3 separate regions of the Homo sapiens genome follow, and regions 1 and 2 are each linked to region 3. A link is a loop called in an ENCODE intact Hi-C map of the cell type or tissue named here. Cell type or tissue: A673. All regions are shown on one strand.

What was found. Hi-C counts contacts between places; a loop is a spot of excess contacts. Peaks named below come from ENCODE experiments on the same cell type or tissue, not always from the same donor. Only the 100,000 strongest peaks of a DNase experiment are listed, where the experiment ranks them.
Region 1: a loop joins it to region 3, with 4 times the contacts of the local background. A loop is called at or near these places in 3 of 110 quality-filtered maps.
Region 2: a loop joins it to region 3, with 2.6 times the contacts of the local background. A loop is called at or near these places in 44 of 110 quality-filtered maps.

Annotation. Positions count from the first base shown.
Region 1 is chr16:9,047,916-9,052,915 of GRCh38, reverse strand. No RefSeq gene overlaps it. Among named protein-coding and RNA genes, the nearest start is that of HAPSTR1, 41 kb to the left of the region's middle. RefSeq lists enhancers at 1,550-2,340, 2,341-3,133, 4,810-5,000, 4,557-5,000. In A673, a CTCF peak has its summit at 2,307 (motif pointing right); a DNase peak (open chromatin) is centred at 4,905; H3K27ac peaks cover 794 bases.
Region 2 is chr16:8,633,049-8,638,048 of GRCh38, reverse strand. METTL22 (methyltransferase 22, Kin17 lysine) reads right to left here. Exons shown (of 11, transcript NM_024109.4): 4 at 2,970-3,010; 5 at 2,737-2,881. Among named protein-coding and RNA genes, the nearest start is that of METTL22, 14 kb to the right of the region's middle. In A673, CTCF peaks have their summits at 2,272 and 2,480 (motif pointing right); a DNase peak (open chromatin) is centred at 2,528; H3K27ac peaks cover 1,621 bases.
Region 3 is chr16:8,574,592-8,579,591 of GRCh38, reverse strand. All of the region lies in intron 2 of TMEM114 (transmembrane protein 114), which reads left to right. Among named protein-coding and RNA genes, the nearest start is that of TMEM114, 13 kb to the left of the region's middle. In A673, no CTCF peak of the experiment used is centred here; DNase peaks (open chromatin) are centred at 2,801, 2,931, 3,251, 4,711 and 1 weaker place; H3K4me3 peaks cover 3,740 bases; H3K27ac peaks cover 5,000 bases.

The DNA.
Region 1 (5,000 bases), 470 kb before region 3:
ATACACAGCCGTTATATCAAATCCACCTTAAAAAGTTGAGCTCAGGGCCGGGCGCGGGAGCACACGCCTCTAATCCCAGCGCTTTGGGAGGCCGAGGCAGGCGGATAACCTGAGGTCAGAAGTTCAAGACCAGCCTGACCAACATGGGGAAACGCCATCCCTACTAAAAATACAGATTAGCCAGGTGTGGTGGTGGACGCCTGTAATCCCAGCTCCTTGGGAGGCTGATGCAGGAGAATGGCTTGAACCTGGGAGGTAGAGGTTGCAATGAGATAGCGCCATTGCACTCCAGCCTGGGCAGAAAAAAAAAAAAAAAAAAAATCAAAAAAATCTGAGCTTCGTTGGGCGTGGTGGCTCACGTCTGTAATCTCAGCACTTTGGGAAGTTGAGGCAGGAGGATTGCTTGAGCCCAGCCTGGGCAACATGGGGAGACCATATCTCTACAAAACAATACAAAAACTAGCCGGGCATGGTGGCATGCGCCTGTGGTCCCAGCTACTCGGGAGGCTGAGGTGGGAGGATCACTTGAGCCCAGGAAGCAGAGGCTACAGTGAGCTGAGATGACTCCACTGCACTCCAGTGTGGGCAACAGAGCAAGACCCTGTCTGAATTAAAAAAAAGAAAAGAAAAAGAAAAAGGGAGGTGGAGCTTTCATAGCATATGGAAAGAGCTGGACATGGTGGCTCATTCCTGTAATCCCAGCACTTTGAGAGGCTGAGGCGGGCAGATCACTAGAGGTCAGGAGTTCGAGATCAGCCCGGCCAACATGGTGAAACCCCGTCTCTACTGAAAATACACAAAATTAGCCGGGCATGATGGCATGTGCCTGTAATCCCAGCTACTTGGGAGGCTGAGTCAGGAGAATCGCTTGAACCTGGGAGGCGGAGGTTGCAGTGAGCCGAAGTTGCACCACTGCACTCCAGCCTGGACAACAGAGTGAGACTCTGTCTCAAAAACAAAAATAAACAAACAAACAAGCAAAAAATGGAAAGAACAATAGGGGGCTTCTTCTAACCCCTCTCACCAGCTTCTAGTTCCACCCCCAGGAGAATAGTGAGGAGAAGGAATGTGGTTTCCAGATAAAATGCAGGACACCCAGTTACATTTGAATTTCAGATAAGCAGCCAATTTTTTTTTAGTGTAAGTATCTCCCACACAATATTTTACCTATTAAAAAAATACTAAAAAAATTGTTCATTGTTTTTCTGAAATTCACATTTCACTGGGCATCCTGTATTTTTATTTGCTAAATTTGGCCACCCTAACTGGGTAGTGGGCATGGTGTCTGCAGATGGAGTTGGTGCCCATGGAAACCATGAAAGGAAGCAAAACTGAGTGGACAAGAGCAGTGCATGGTCATGAGGAGCACAGACTTCCTGGGTTTAAATCCTGCTCTGAAATCGACTTGCTGCGTGATCTTGGATACGTTATTGGCCTCAGTTTCTTCATCTTTATTTTTTTTTAGTTATTTATTTACTTGTTTATTTTTGAGACAGAGTCTTGCTCTGTTGCCCAGGCTGGAGTCCAGTGGTGCGATCTCGGCTCACTGCAATCTCTACCTCCCGAGTTCCAGTGATTCTTCTGCCTCAGTCTCCCGAGTAGTTGAGACTACAGGCACACGTCACCACGCCCGGCTAATTTTTGTATTTTTGATAGAAATGGGGTTTCACCATATTGGCCAGGCTGGTCTTGAACTTCTGACCTCGTGATCCGCCCGCCTCGGCCTCCCAAAGTGCTGGTATTACAGGTGTGAGCCACCGCGCCCGGCATCTTCGTCTTTAAAATGGGGAGAATGACAATACCTGTTTTATAGGGCTGTCACGATAAGTCAGTGAACTGTGCTGGGCACAGTGGCTCACACCTGTAATCCCAGCACTTTGGGAGGCTGAGGCGGGTGGATCACCTGAGGTCATGAGTTCAAGGCCAACCTAGCCAATATGGTGGAATCCCGCCTCTACTAAAAATACAAAAATTAGCCTGGTGTGGTGGTGCACACCTGCAATCGCAATTACTTGCGAGACTGAGCCAGGAAAATCGCTTGAACCCGGGAGGTGGAGGTTGCAGTGAGCTGAGATTGTGCCACTGCACTCCAGCCAACAGAGCAAAACTCAATCTCGAAAAAGAAAAAAAGTCAGTGAACTGATATTTGTAAAGCTCCCAAGCATCGCGTAAGTGCCGGTAGGGGCTGATGATGCTACCTGTATCCCCTCGCTCACCTGAGCTCACCTGCAGCTGCAGAAGAGATGGTTTCCAGTTGACTCAGCACTTCCTATTTCAGGGGCCCGAATTGCTCCGCTTCTCCACCTGGGGGCGCTCTTCAGCTCAACCAAACACAGGCTCACCCTGGAAATGTCGGGGGAGTTCCAGTACGGAGGGCCACCTCAACCAGTCACGTTAGGAGTTGTTTGGATAAAAGCCTCAGGCTCCCCACCCTCCACTGGGGCTTCATGACATATACTCCTCACGGTCTCCCAGAGGAGCCCCATTTGCGCACAATAATCTGCACCTTTTGCTGGTTCTGGCCTTCCTGTACCCTTCGCTCCCTCTCCCTCCCAGTGATTCCTGACATCATCTCCCAGGGCTGGGACTAAGACCAGGCAAGCAAAGCATCACGAGGGTGAAATGAGCTGGGTGCAGTGGCTCAGGCCTGTGATCCCAGCGCTTTAGGAGGCCAAGGTGAGAGGACCACTTGAGGAGTTCGAGACCAGCCTGGGCAACATAGCGCGACCCCATCTCTACAAAAAATTAGAAATTTAGCTGGGCGTGGTGATGCACACCTGTGGTCCCAGGAAGGTGAGGCAGGATTGCTTGAGGTGGGAGGTCAAGGTTGCACTGAGCTATGATTTAGCCACTGCACTACAGCCTGGGCGACAGGGAGTGACACTCTGTCTCAAAACAAAACCAAAAGAAGTTTAAAATTTTAAAAACCACTTCAACTGTTGAATGAATAAACATAGATGGTATACCCACACGATGGATTATTATTCAACTATAAGAAGGAACAAAGCATTGATGCATACTACAACATGAAACAGCCTCAAAAACATTATACTCAGCCAGGCCGGTGGCTCACGCCTATAATCCTAGCACTTTGGGAGGCCAAGGAGGGAGGATCTCTTGAGGTCAAGAGTACAAGACCAGCCTGGCCAACATGGTGAAACCCTGTCTCTACAAAAAATACAAAAAACAAATTTAAAAAATTAGCCCGGTGTGGTGGTGCATGCCTGTAGTCCCAGCTACTCTGGAGGCTGAGGCAGGAGGATCTCTTGAGCCAGGGAGGCAGAGCTTATAGTGAACCAAGAGTGTGCCACCACACTCCAGCCTGGGCAATGGGAGAGAAACCCTGTCTCAAAACACAAAAACGAAAAACTTTATGTTTAGTGAAAGAAGCCAGACACAAAAAGTCACATATTGCATGATCCCATTTCTGTGAATCATCCAGAATAGAATGTAAACGAATATACAGAAAGCAGATTAGTGGTTGTCGGGGGCTAGGGAGCAGGATGAATGAGGAGTGACTGCTTACTCGACACAGGGTTTCCTTTTGGGTGCCGAAAATGTCTTGGAACTAGATAGAGGTGGCGTGGGTGGTTGCACAGCATTGTGAATATACTCAGTGCCATTACATTGTTGACTTTAAAATAGTTAATGGTTAATTTTATGTTGTGCGAGTTTCACCTCAATAAAAACTATTTATTTATTTACTTATTTATTTATTTTTGAAGATGGGGTCTCCCTCTGTTGCCCAGGCTGGAGTGCAGTGGTATCATCATAGCTCACTGCAACCTCAAACTCTTGGGCTTGGGTGATCCTCCTGTCTCAGCCTCCTGAGTAGCTGGGACTACAGGCACATGTCACCATGCCCAGCTAATTTTCTTTAATTTTTATAGAGATGGCTGGGGGCGGGGGGGAGGGTCTCCCTATGTTGCCTAGGCTGGCCTCAAACTTCTGATCTCAAGGGATCCTCCCACTTCAGCCTCCCAAAGGGCTGGGATTGCAGGCATGCATGAGCCACTGCGCCCATTCTATATATATACACACACACACACATATTATACATATGATATATCATATGTATAAGAGATGTATACATATGATATATATTATATATGTGTATTGTATATATAATGCACCCATTCTATATATATATACACACACGCACACATATTTTATATATATATATAATATGTATACATATTATATATATATATATATATACACACACACACATATATAAAAGCTGAGTGTCTTTTTTCTCACTGCCCTGGACCTGGAATCCTTGGCCCAGTGCTGGAACTCATTGTGGGATCATCCACCTTGCATCTCCTCCAGGGAGCGGAGGTCTGTTCAGTCCTAACAGCCATGTGCCCTTTAATTCCTAAACCACAAAGAGGACAATTTGTGCTTATTTATTGAAGCCCTAGCCTGTGTAAGGCCCTGTGCCAGACTCTCTAGAGGGACTTTCTCATTCAATCCTCTTACCTCCTCTTACTTCTACACCTCACCCGTTTAATTTTTCTTCACCATGCTCCCCACCAGCTGGCCTTACGTTGTACATATAGATTTGTTCATTATTGTCTTTCCTCGCCAGAATGTAAGCTTTGTGGGGGCAGGAATTTTGTCTGTGTCATTTACTATCATCTCCCCAGCGCCTGGCACTGATCAGATGAAGGAATCTTGCCAGGTAGGCCTTAGCACCCCCATTTGACAGATGGGGGGATGCAGGCTCAGCGATTTGCCAACATCCTGTGATTAGTAAGTAGCAGAGACTGAATTTAAACTCAGGGGCTCCTGGGGGCACAGCCCACGCTGCAGGGAGCTTTCCCTCATCAGCTTCCTCTACATTGCTGGGATGAGTTTGAAGTCTGAAAATTAAAGGCATAAAGGCGATGACTCATCTCTTAGACAAAGAAGAGGAAAATCAGGGCCCAGAGCTGAGTCATCATTTCCACTTCCCACTATGCTGACTCATTCAGACCTCCGGCTCTTGCTCTCCCAGA
Region 2 (5,000 bases), 58 kb before region 3:
CAGCCTCCCAAGTAGCTGGGATTATAGGCACACGCCACCATGCCTGGCTAATTTTTTTTTTTTTTGTATTTTTAGTACAGATGGGGTTTCACCGTGTTGGCCAAGCTGCTCTCAAACTCCTGACCTCAGGTGATCCACCTGCCTCGGCCTCTCAAAGTGCTGGGGTTACATGCATTAGCCACCACGCCTGGCCAGGGTCAGCAGTTTTTAAACCTTTATGATAGTTTCTGTCAAAAGCTTTTAACCTATAAAACAGGTAAGAGAGGAGCAGCTCTGGCTGAGTGGGGTAGGAGCCCTGGTGCCCTGAGTGCGTTCTCCCCAGCATCCCTCGGCCAGCTTGTGGGAGCTCTGTTCCATGCAACACAATCTGAAATTCCACCACGTGACAAGCACACTGCCCTGTGGGCCAGCAGGTCCACATCAAGGGCCTCGGGTCTCATCAGCAGCTGTGGATGACCTTGGGCCAGCCTCAGTCTGCCCATTTGGACAACAGAGATAGGAACCCTGGGCTCTGCCCAGAGTCACTGTGAAGTTACAGCCAGGCACTGATGCATCTGAAAGGACTTTTCCAACTGGAACATGGCATCTAAATGCAAGCTTTCTTCCCCATGCTGGTAAATCTCTCTCAGGGATAAGACTTCTTTATAGTCTGCTATTAGGCACCAGGGACGAAGCAAAGCTCTTGGACGGCTTGACTCTGAGAAGAGCTCACTGATAATTTACATGACATTGTCAAGAAGCAGCCAATAGCGTGGCTGCACTGCAGACTCCTGACCAGTGGTTAACAGCATATTTGAAAACAGTGCCTCAGGGACTGGTGATCTCTAGCTTCTTCCTTCCTATCTCAGAAACAAAAGTCTGTGCCAGGTAACGTTCACTAGGAAGCAATGAGGTGTAAACCACATCAGCTGATACCTCTTTTTGTCCAGCAGATACTAAAGATTTAAAATATAACAACAAGGTTCACTTGACGAGATCACTACTCTCTTGTAAACAGGTATATTTGTTCTAAAGAAAGCACTCTGGCACGTTAGGAGTTTAGTTAACTTCACTGGCTGGTTTTCATCACTGTACTATGGTTGTGTGTGATGTCACCACTGGGGAGCCAGAGGAAGGGCATATGGCACTTGCTGGATTATTTTAACAACTCCTTTTGAGTCTGAAATTATTTCAAAATTAAATACTAAAAAAGAAATTAGTTGGTAATGTTCATCAAAAGCTTAAGAATAGTCTCACCCACTTCTAGGAACCTAGTGACACGTTATTAGACAACGATACACAAAGATGTTCATTGCAATGTAACTAACACCGCCCACTCCTAGGAACCTAGGTGACAGATTATTAGACAATATACAAAGATGTTCATCACAGTGTAACTGACAAATGCAAAAAAAAACAAAAACCAAAAAACCAAAACCCATAGGAATGGCCAAAATGCTCAGCAATAGGAGAAGGGTTACAAAGAAGATGAAATATTATCTGGTCATTAAAAGTCATATATAAAGTTTGTTTTTTTTTTTTTTTTTTTGAGACAGAGTCTCACTCTGTGGCCCAGACTGGAGTGCAGTGGTGCAATCTCAGCTCACTGCAACCTCTGCCTCCCAGGTTCAAGCCTCCCAAGTAGCTGGGATTACAGGTGCCCGCCGCTACCACATCTGGTTAATTCTTGTATTTTTAGTACAGACAGGGTTTCACCATGTTGGCCTGGCTGTTCTCAAACTCCTGACCTCAGGTGATCTGCCTGCCTCAGCCTCCCAAAGGGCTGGGATTACAGATGTCAGCCACCGCACCTGGCCTATATAATAATTTTTTAATGGCATGAGAAAATGCTCTTAAAATGTTCTCACTTATGAGTGGGAGCTAAACAACGGGTAAACATGGACATACTGAGTGGAAACACAGACACTGGGGATTCCAGAAGGTGACACGGTGGGAGGGGTGGGGGATTAAAGCTTCCCTATTGGGTACAATGTTCACTATTTGAGTGGAAGGTCCACTAAAAGCCCAGACGGATGTCATCACTGCAATATAGCTGCACATCAGAAACCCGCACTTGTACCCCCTAAATATATACATATTTAAAAAAGAAAATGCTCTTAAAAATGTTTTTCAACATTTTCAGCAGAATACAGTGCTGCTGCAGCTTGATTTCAGCTATCATTTGGAGGAGATTCTTACAACGTAAGCGCCCTGAGGGCAGTGCCTAGTCAGCTCCATTCACCGCAGGGCCTCCTACATCTAGAAATGAGTGGCACACGGGAGGTGACCCATAAGTTGCATATTGTTGATTCAATCTAGGGATTGTAAAATTATGAGTAATTTTTATGTACTGTTTTAAAAACCTCCTACAAAGAATGGGCAAGGCTTCTATACCCAGGAAAAAAATAATAAACTTGCTTTCAAAGGCTTCTAAAAGGGTATATTCCTCCTGTTTTTGGAGATATTTGCTCTTTCTCAGGAGTGGGGAGAGAGGTACCAGCAGGGGCGCTAGGCACCTCCTGAAGCTCAATGGCCTTATAGCCACTGGGTGACGCTGCTGCTGCTGAGTGGGTATTGCTGGGTCATTTTGATGTCACTGAGAATAAATGGAGAGTGGAGAGGGCCAGGGGACCAGGATGGCAAAATCAACAACAGCTAACATCCAATTTCCAGTGCCTCTGCCTCTTTTTTTATACAGTCAGTGCATGCTTTGTGAAGGTGACTACTTCCCTGCAGCCTGAGATGTCACCTCATTACCTGTACAATAAACGGTCCGTGCCATGGTGGCTGCGATGATGCTAGCGAGCCCCGTGCCGGCCCCGAGCTCCAGCGCTGTACATCCTCGGAAGAGGTCCTGTCGGAACAGGATGTAGTCTGCCAGGAGCAGGGCGCCCCGCCACACCTGGAGGGAAGAGGACAAGGAGCGACAAGCAGCGTGAGGCTCTGCAGGGACCCATCAGGGCCACAGGAAGCGGACAAGACCTACCCACCTGCTTGCCAACATCCTCCAGGGGCGTGGCCATGGTGTGCTCTGGATGGGACAGAAACCAAGAGAAATGCCCACTGTGAAATGGGGATGGACAGAAAACCACAAGACAGGACAGTGTGGCAACCGCCAGCACGGTCAGATGGGCGTCAGAGGTTGGAATGAGGCGTTCTAGAGAGCAGCAGAAACACAGGCTGTGCTACTGGTTAGGAGGCGACTTTTGAGCACCACTCAGAGGATGGGAGCTTTTTGGAATGGGGCTCACACTCTTTCATGTAACTGGGTATCTCTGCCCTACAGCCCAAGGCTAGGGAGGGTCACAATTAGGTTTTCACGCAATTTAATTGCACCCACATGCAGTGCACTACTTTTTTCATGACCAATAATTGCAAAGTTACAATCATAATATATTAATTTATATACTACTAATAATCACAATTCATTCAAAAGTATTTTCTTATACTGAGAAACATACTTAACTTCATTATTTTCTCATACTTAGAAATCTACATTAGAAGTTAACAAAAAAATAAGTTTAAATTTACATCCTTTTTAAAAACGTTGAAAAGTAGTATAAGTATTCTCAAGTGCAAAATATAATATATTTTGTATTTATAATATACCCTAATAGGATCAAATTCTGGTGGAGGGGGGAACACAATGGAAATATAAGATCAAGGAGAAAAGGAATGAAGCAAAGCATTTTTTGTTGTTAAGTAAGAACTTGCTTGTCTAAGAGCTCCCGAGGAGGGAAAATAACTTGCTCAAGTATTTTTAAGTGAGATGGTAACAGCTATCGCCAATCGCTCTGTCTGTCCCCGAACCAGGAAAGAAATCGACTGTGTAGGGTCCTCTTGGGCACCTGGGCCACTGTTCTCTGAGGGCTCCTCCTGGGAAAATCTGGCCAAAGATTTCAGCCCTATGGGCAGTTAGAATCTGATCTCTGAATAAAGTGACTAATGGGTTGTCCACCAGCATCTTGGCTAGATTTGACATGGTGGCTTACAAGGCACTTTTAATAAAACATGTTCCTTTCAGAAGGGCTTCAGATTGCTACGTCCTAACACGTAGTCACCTGGTTTGAAACTGGAACAGAAATACACCTGCCGAACCACCTGATGCAAAGTTCCTTCACTGAACCAACATTCACTAGACAGACACATTCTGTGAGCAAGCCCTGGGTGCCACTGAGATTCTACCTGATTGGCTCACATGTATATTACAGAGAAAGACACTGACTAAGGTTCAGCATTACTGTTTGTAAAGTTAATAGAAAAAAAAGCACCTTCTCTGCATGAGGCACTGGGCTAAATGCTTTCTCATTTAATCCTCAAAATCACCCAATGACAGCTTCGAGTATTATTGGATGAGGAAAAGGTGGCTGGGTGAGGTTAGCAGGCTGTGGTCACAGAGAGGGTGAGTGGCAGATGCGGGGTTCCAAGTCAGGTCATCTGCAGTTTTCTGTCTCTTTCTGTTTTGAGACAGGGTCTCACTCTGTCATCTACGCTGGAGTGTGGTGGCACGGCCAAGGCTCACTGCAGCCTCCACCTCCCAGGCTCAAGTGACCCTGCCACCTAAGCCTCTCGAGTAGCTGGGGCTACAGGTGCATGCCTCCATGCCAGGCTAAATTTTTTTAGTTTTGTAGTTTTTGTAGAGATAGGGTCTCAGCATGTTGCCAGGGCTGGTTTCAAACCCTTGGGCTCAAGTGATACACTGCTTTGGCCTCCCAAAGTGGGATCATAGGTGTGAGCCACCGTGCCCGGCCTTTTCTAGCTCTTCAGCCTGCTTGGGGAAGGGAGATGTAGAATCTGAACCATGCCAGGGACACGGTTTAAAAAGCCTGGGGCAGAGCCTCCCAGGATGAAAGGGACAGGGACTCGCTGGGCAGGCTGAAGGCTTGTGTGCTTGTGCGTGGAGGGGAAGGGGTGTCTGTGGTCTACAGACCCCAGGCCCTCTGTGTCAGCGTCCCTGCCCAGTTCCTCTTCCCCAGTCCCACCCATGCCATCTCCTGGGTGTGGCTCGTAGCCTCCTCTCC
Region 3 (5,000 bases):
GGAGTCAGGATTTGAACCCACGTCTTTGCTCGGAGACTCCTGCTCTTTCCATATCCTAACAATACCTCTTGGAGACCATGAAGAGGCAGCCCCCATCCTCCAGGACAGACTCAAGGACACACATATATATATATATAAAATTTTAAAAGCTACTGCCTTACCAGGCATAACAGGGCTGCATAGCTCTGAGCTCTTCCAGAAGTCTCAAAGTCACACTGACAAGGTTAGGAAATAAAGGTGGTGAAATTTCTTCCTTGTAGTAAGTGGATCCTGGGACCTTCTTCTTTTGCCAGAGCTTTTGATGTTCCTGGGGTAAGAGACATCCCCTGCTCTGCGTAAGAGCATTGACCGCTCGGGGCTTCCTGACCTCACAAGCATCATGGAAGACTGCTTTCCCCACTGAGCAGCTCTTTGAACAGCATGATAATGAAGCAGTCACAAACACTTTTTCTGTTTGTTTTTGGTGTGAACATCTTTGCTTCTTTCTGGGGTTGCTTTTCCCTTGACTTGTAGCAAAGCATTTTTGCGTCTAAAATATCTCTGCACTGGGGCACACACGTTTACCATTGATGAAACAATGGCCTGCCAATATTTTATTTTATTTTATTTTTTTGAGATGGAGTCTCACCCTGTCACCCAGGCTAGAGTGCAGTGGCACAATCTCAGCTCACTGTGACCTCCGCCTCCCAGGTTCAAGCGATTCTCCTGCCTCAGCCTCCCAAGTAGCAGGGATTAGAGGCCTGTGCCACCAAGCCCAGCTAATTTTTGTGTTTTTAGTAGAGACGGGGTTTCACCATGTTGCCCAGGCTAGTTTTGAACTTCTAACCTCAGGTGATCCACCTGTCTCAGCCTCTCAAAGTGCCGGGATTACAGGTGTGGGCCACCACACCCAGCCAACATTTTAATATTACTAGTAATTCCGTGTAATAACCACAGGTATCATCTATTGAGTTCCTACTGTATGCCATCCAAGACGTGGTACTGTGTGGATGGTGTCACTCCTAAAAAGATATGCTCATGTACTAAGCCCCAGTACCTGCGAATGTGACTTATTCAGAAAGAGCATCTTTGCAGGTGTAATTCAGACTCTCGAGATGAGATAATCTTGGACTAACTTGGTGGGCCCTAAATCCTATGACAAATGTCCTTATGAGAAGGGGAGAAGGTGGCCACGTGTGGATGGAGGTAGGGATTGGAGTGACATAGCCACAAGCCAGGGAGCATCACAGATTGCCAACGGCTCCCAGGACATAAGAGAGGCGGGGAAGGATTCTCCCCTAGAACCATCAAAGGGAACACAGTCCCATTGATATCTTGATTTTGTACTTCTGGCCTCCAGAACTGTAAGAGACTAAATTCCTGTTGCTTGGAAGCCACCCAGTTTGCCTTCATGTGTTACAGTGGCCACAGGAAATACATACCACCACCTGATCTAAGAACAAGGCCCCCCCACCGCCACTGCCCACCTATTTTTCTGCATCCTCACACTTATTTCCTCTGTGACACGTCACAGCCTGCAATGATCTTTGTTTCCTTGCTTCCTGTCTACTCTGTCTCCTGTGCCCATCTGTGAACTCCATGAGGGCAGTGGCCTTGTTCGATGAGGTGTCCCCAGGCCCTAGGACAGGGCTTGGCCCTCACTGGGGACCCAAAGGCATTTGTTTCTGAATGAATGCATGCGCTCAGGATTGAGTTCAGTGCTTTTGAAAACACTGCCGGTGGCATGCCTGTAATCTCCGCACTTTGGGAGGCCAGGGTGGGTGGATCACTTGAGGTCAGGAGTTCAAGAGCAGCCTGACCAATATGGTGAAATGCCGTCTCTACTAAAAAAAATACAAAAATTCGCCAGGAGGGATGGCGGGCGCCTATAGTCCCAGCTCCTCAGGAGGCTGAGACAGGAGAATTGCTTGAACCCAGGAAGTGGAGGTTGCAGTGATCTGAGATGGCACCATTGCATTCCAGCCTGGGTGACAGAGCGAGACTCAATCTCAAAAAAAAAACAAAAAACAAAAAACAAAATCAAAAAAGAAAAAAGAAAACATTGCCAATCAGGAAAACAACCCTGCAGGGAGGTCTTAGGTCTTAAATATTTTTTACAAATGAGGAAATGAGGGCTCACAGAGGTGAAGGGACTTACCTAAGGTCACATGGTGAGTAAGAGTGTCTGGCTGGCCTCAGACCCAAGATCCTTCTCTCCCAAGAACATCAACAGGGAATGACAGAACTGAGGTGGAAATCCAAGGTTCAGGAAGTTTGCTTTTGAGTCCAGCGCAGTAGCTGTCCCCACATCATCCCTCTCTAGCTGTTAAAGGCAGACACCTTTCACAGCTGCAGGGGCTGTGGGAGAAGGAAAGGGCCAATTAGATCTGCAGAGTAGAGGGAAGGGAAGTGGCTTTCGTTGAGGGCTTGAGCCCAAGTCATCTGCTATGGTCCTCATGTCAAGATGAATATGGTCCAGTTCCATTTTTCAAATGAGAAAATTGAAGCTCATTGAGGCAGCTCCTCTGAAGTCACATGGCTAGTAAGAACCACGCTCAGGTCTGACTCTAAATACTCCATGCTTTCCTTTAAAATTTACTGCCTCAAATGGAAGGTCTATGATCATGTGGACTTAGCCTGGCATCTCTGAATTGACACATGGCTGTCTGAGTCTCTTAAGGCACCACTTTCACCTGACATTACAGCAATTTATGTCTACATGTGAACTTCCTTTCTGAATTATAAGTTCCAAGGAGGTGGGATTTATGTCTGATCCAACTTTGTACCTCTACAATACCCATCCCAAAATAAAGCACCTATTAGATGCTCAGTAAATGCTCAATTTCCTTCCTTCCTTCCTTCCTTCCTTCCTTCCTTCCTTCCTTCCTTCCTTCCTTCCTTCCTTCCTGCTCTCATTCATTAACTCAGCCATCCATTGCACAGGGAGCATGTACTACATTCTAGGTTCTGTGTTGCAAGTTATTGGGCATTCAGGGATGTGCAAGAATACATCACAAGAAAGAAGAAATTTTCCAGGTCCTGCTGGCCTTTGATTCCTGCCACCTCTGTCCTGCTCCATCATATCCTTTCCCGCTTGCCAGTGCCTGGGAGAGCCCCTGGCCCCTGCCAGTTCCCTCCAGCCAGAGACCAGTGGGGACACCCCTGCAGTTCAAGTTGGGGTTTATTACTCAGTGCAGCAAAGGAGAACACACTCCATGGGGAGCTGTGGGGTGTCTCAGCAAGAGGTTGCCAGGAAGGACTTACGGGATTCGGGCTTTGATGGGGTGTCTTTGGAGGGTCTGAGGATGTGGAGGTTTGTTCTGGACTGGGTAATATCAGGAAGTGGAGACAATTCTGTGACCAAATATCTCCATCTTATCTATAGGGAGGCAGACTGGCTGTGATTGAGAAAGCAGGGACAGTCATATGAGCTGGGAGAAGGAGGCGTTTGATATTTTGTGGGTGGCACAGAGACCTTGTTTACACCTCTGCTTGGGCAGCCTGTGAGGTGCCCTTGCTGGGTCTCATTGTATTGTGGTCTCAGATGACCTCGTCTGATGTCGGAGTTCCAAGAGATTATATCCAGCAGAACACCGCAGTCTAGCTATGAGCGCCATGCCAGTTCCCAGAAGCTGGAAACTGTTTCTTTCTTTCTCTCCATCACAGGAGTTCATTAGAGGCTTGTTGATGAATGGGAATCAGGTCTCCCGGCCTGAGAGATCTGTGTTTGGTTGTAACAGGCTTTCCACATTACCAAAAGGTTTACAAGATTTCATGCATATTATTTCATTTAGATAGCCCAATACCAAGCTGAGAAACAATAACAATGAACACTTGTATTAGGTTTATGATGTGACAAGCACCATTTTAAGAAGTTTGTCCATTTTACCTCTTCCTCAGTACACAATCCTGTAAAGTGCATACTCTTAGTATTCCCATTTAGCTGATGAGAAAACTGAGGCTTGAAGGTTATAAAGTAACTTGCCTACAGACCCTCAGCTGGAAGTGATAGGGCTGACATTGGAACCCTGGTGAGCATAGGTGGCAGGTGTTGCATCATTGTTTACTGAAACAATAAACGGAGAAGTGTGGTGACCAGTTGTCCTGGTTTATCCTGCCTGGTCCCTGTAGACACCTATGGTCATGGTAGATAATTTAATACAGTTGATGATTGTTTGATTCTCAAAAGTGTGATTTGGATGGTCAATCATACGGGTACTCTGTCAACATGCGTGCAAGAGAGGAACTGTCTGCGACTTATTTATTTTTGTCTTCATACCAGTGCTCAGTGTGGAGCTAGACTCACAGCAGACACTCTTAATATGTTTGCTGAATTTAATAAGTTCTAGATCAGTGGGCAGGTGTTTTTACTCTTATTTTGCCAATGAGGCTCAGAGTGGTCCAGTCATTTGTCCAAAGTCACACAGCTTGTATGTCACAGACTCTTTTTCAGTGGTCTTTTGACTGTAACCCCTCACTCTGAAACTACATATCCACCACTTCCCAAGTAACCCAGCCCCCACAAAATTGGTGATGATGATTATTTTCATCATATCCACATTCCAAAGGGGACTATCTTCCCCAAGTGCATTCAGAGATGTGGCTAGCGATGGGAGCATTTCTAAGTAGAACAGAACTTGGAATCAATATTCATGTTCCAAAGCCACAATCCTGGGAAAAAAATGTAGCAAAGAATAGGGCACACACACAAAGAAAGCTAAACCAAATTTCAGCAGGAGATTTTATAGCTCTCTCCTGGGTGGCTTGCTCTTACCCAGGCGTTTAATCGAATGTGGACATCAAGGCAGCTTGCAGCACGACTGGGAAACTCACATGGGGCTGCCATGGCTGCACCAACTCTGGGAAACCTCATTAATTTCTGAACGAGAAATGATTTCCTTTCTTGGCCACAGTCTGAGATGATGGTGTGTGGGGGGATGGATTTTAAAGGACTAGGTTTTTGCATGAGCTGTGGTACTTCCCTGCCCAAGACTTTTCCCTGAAAAAGAAAGAAAGAAAGA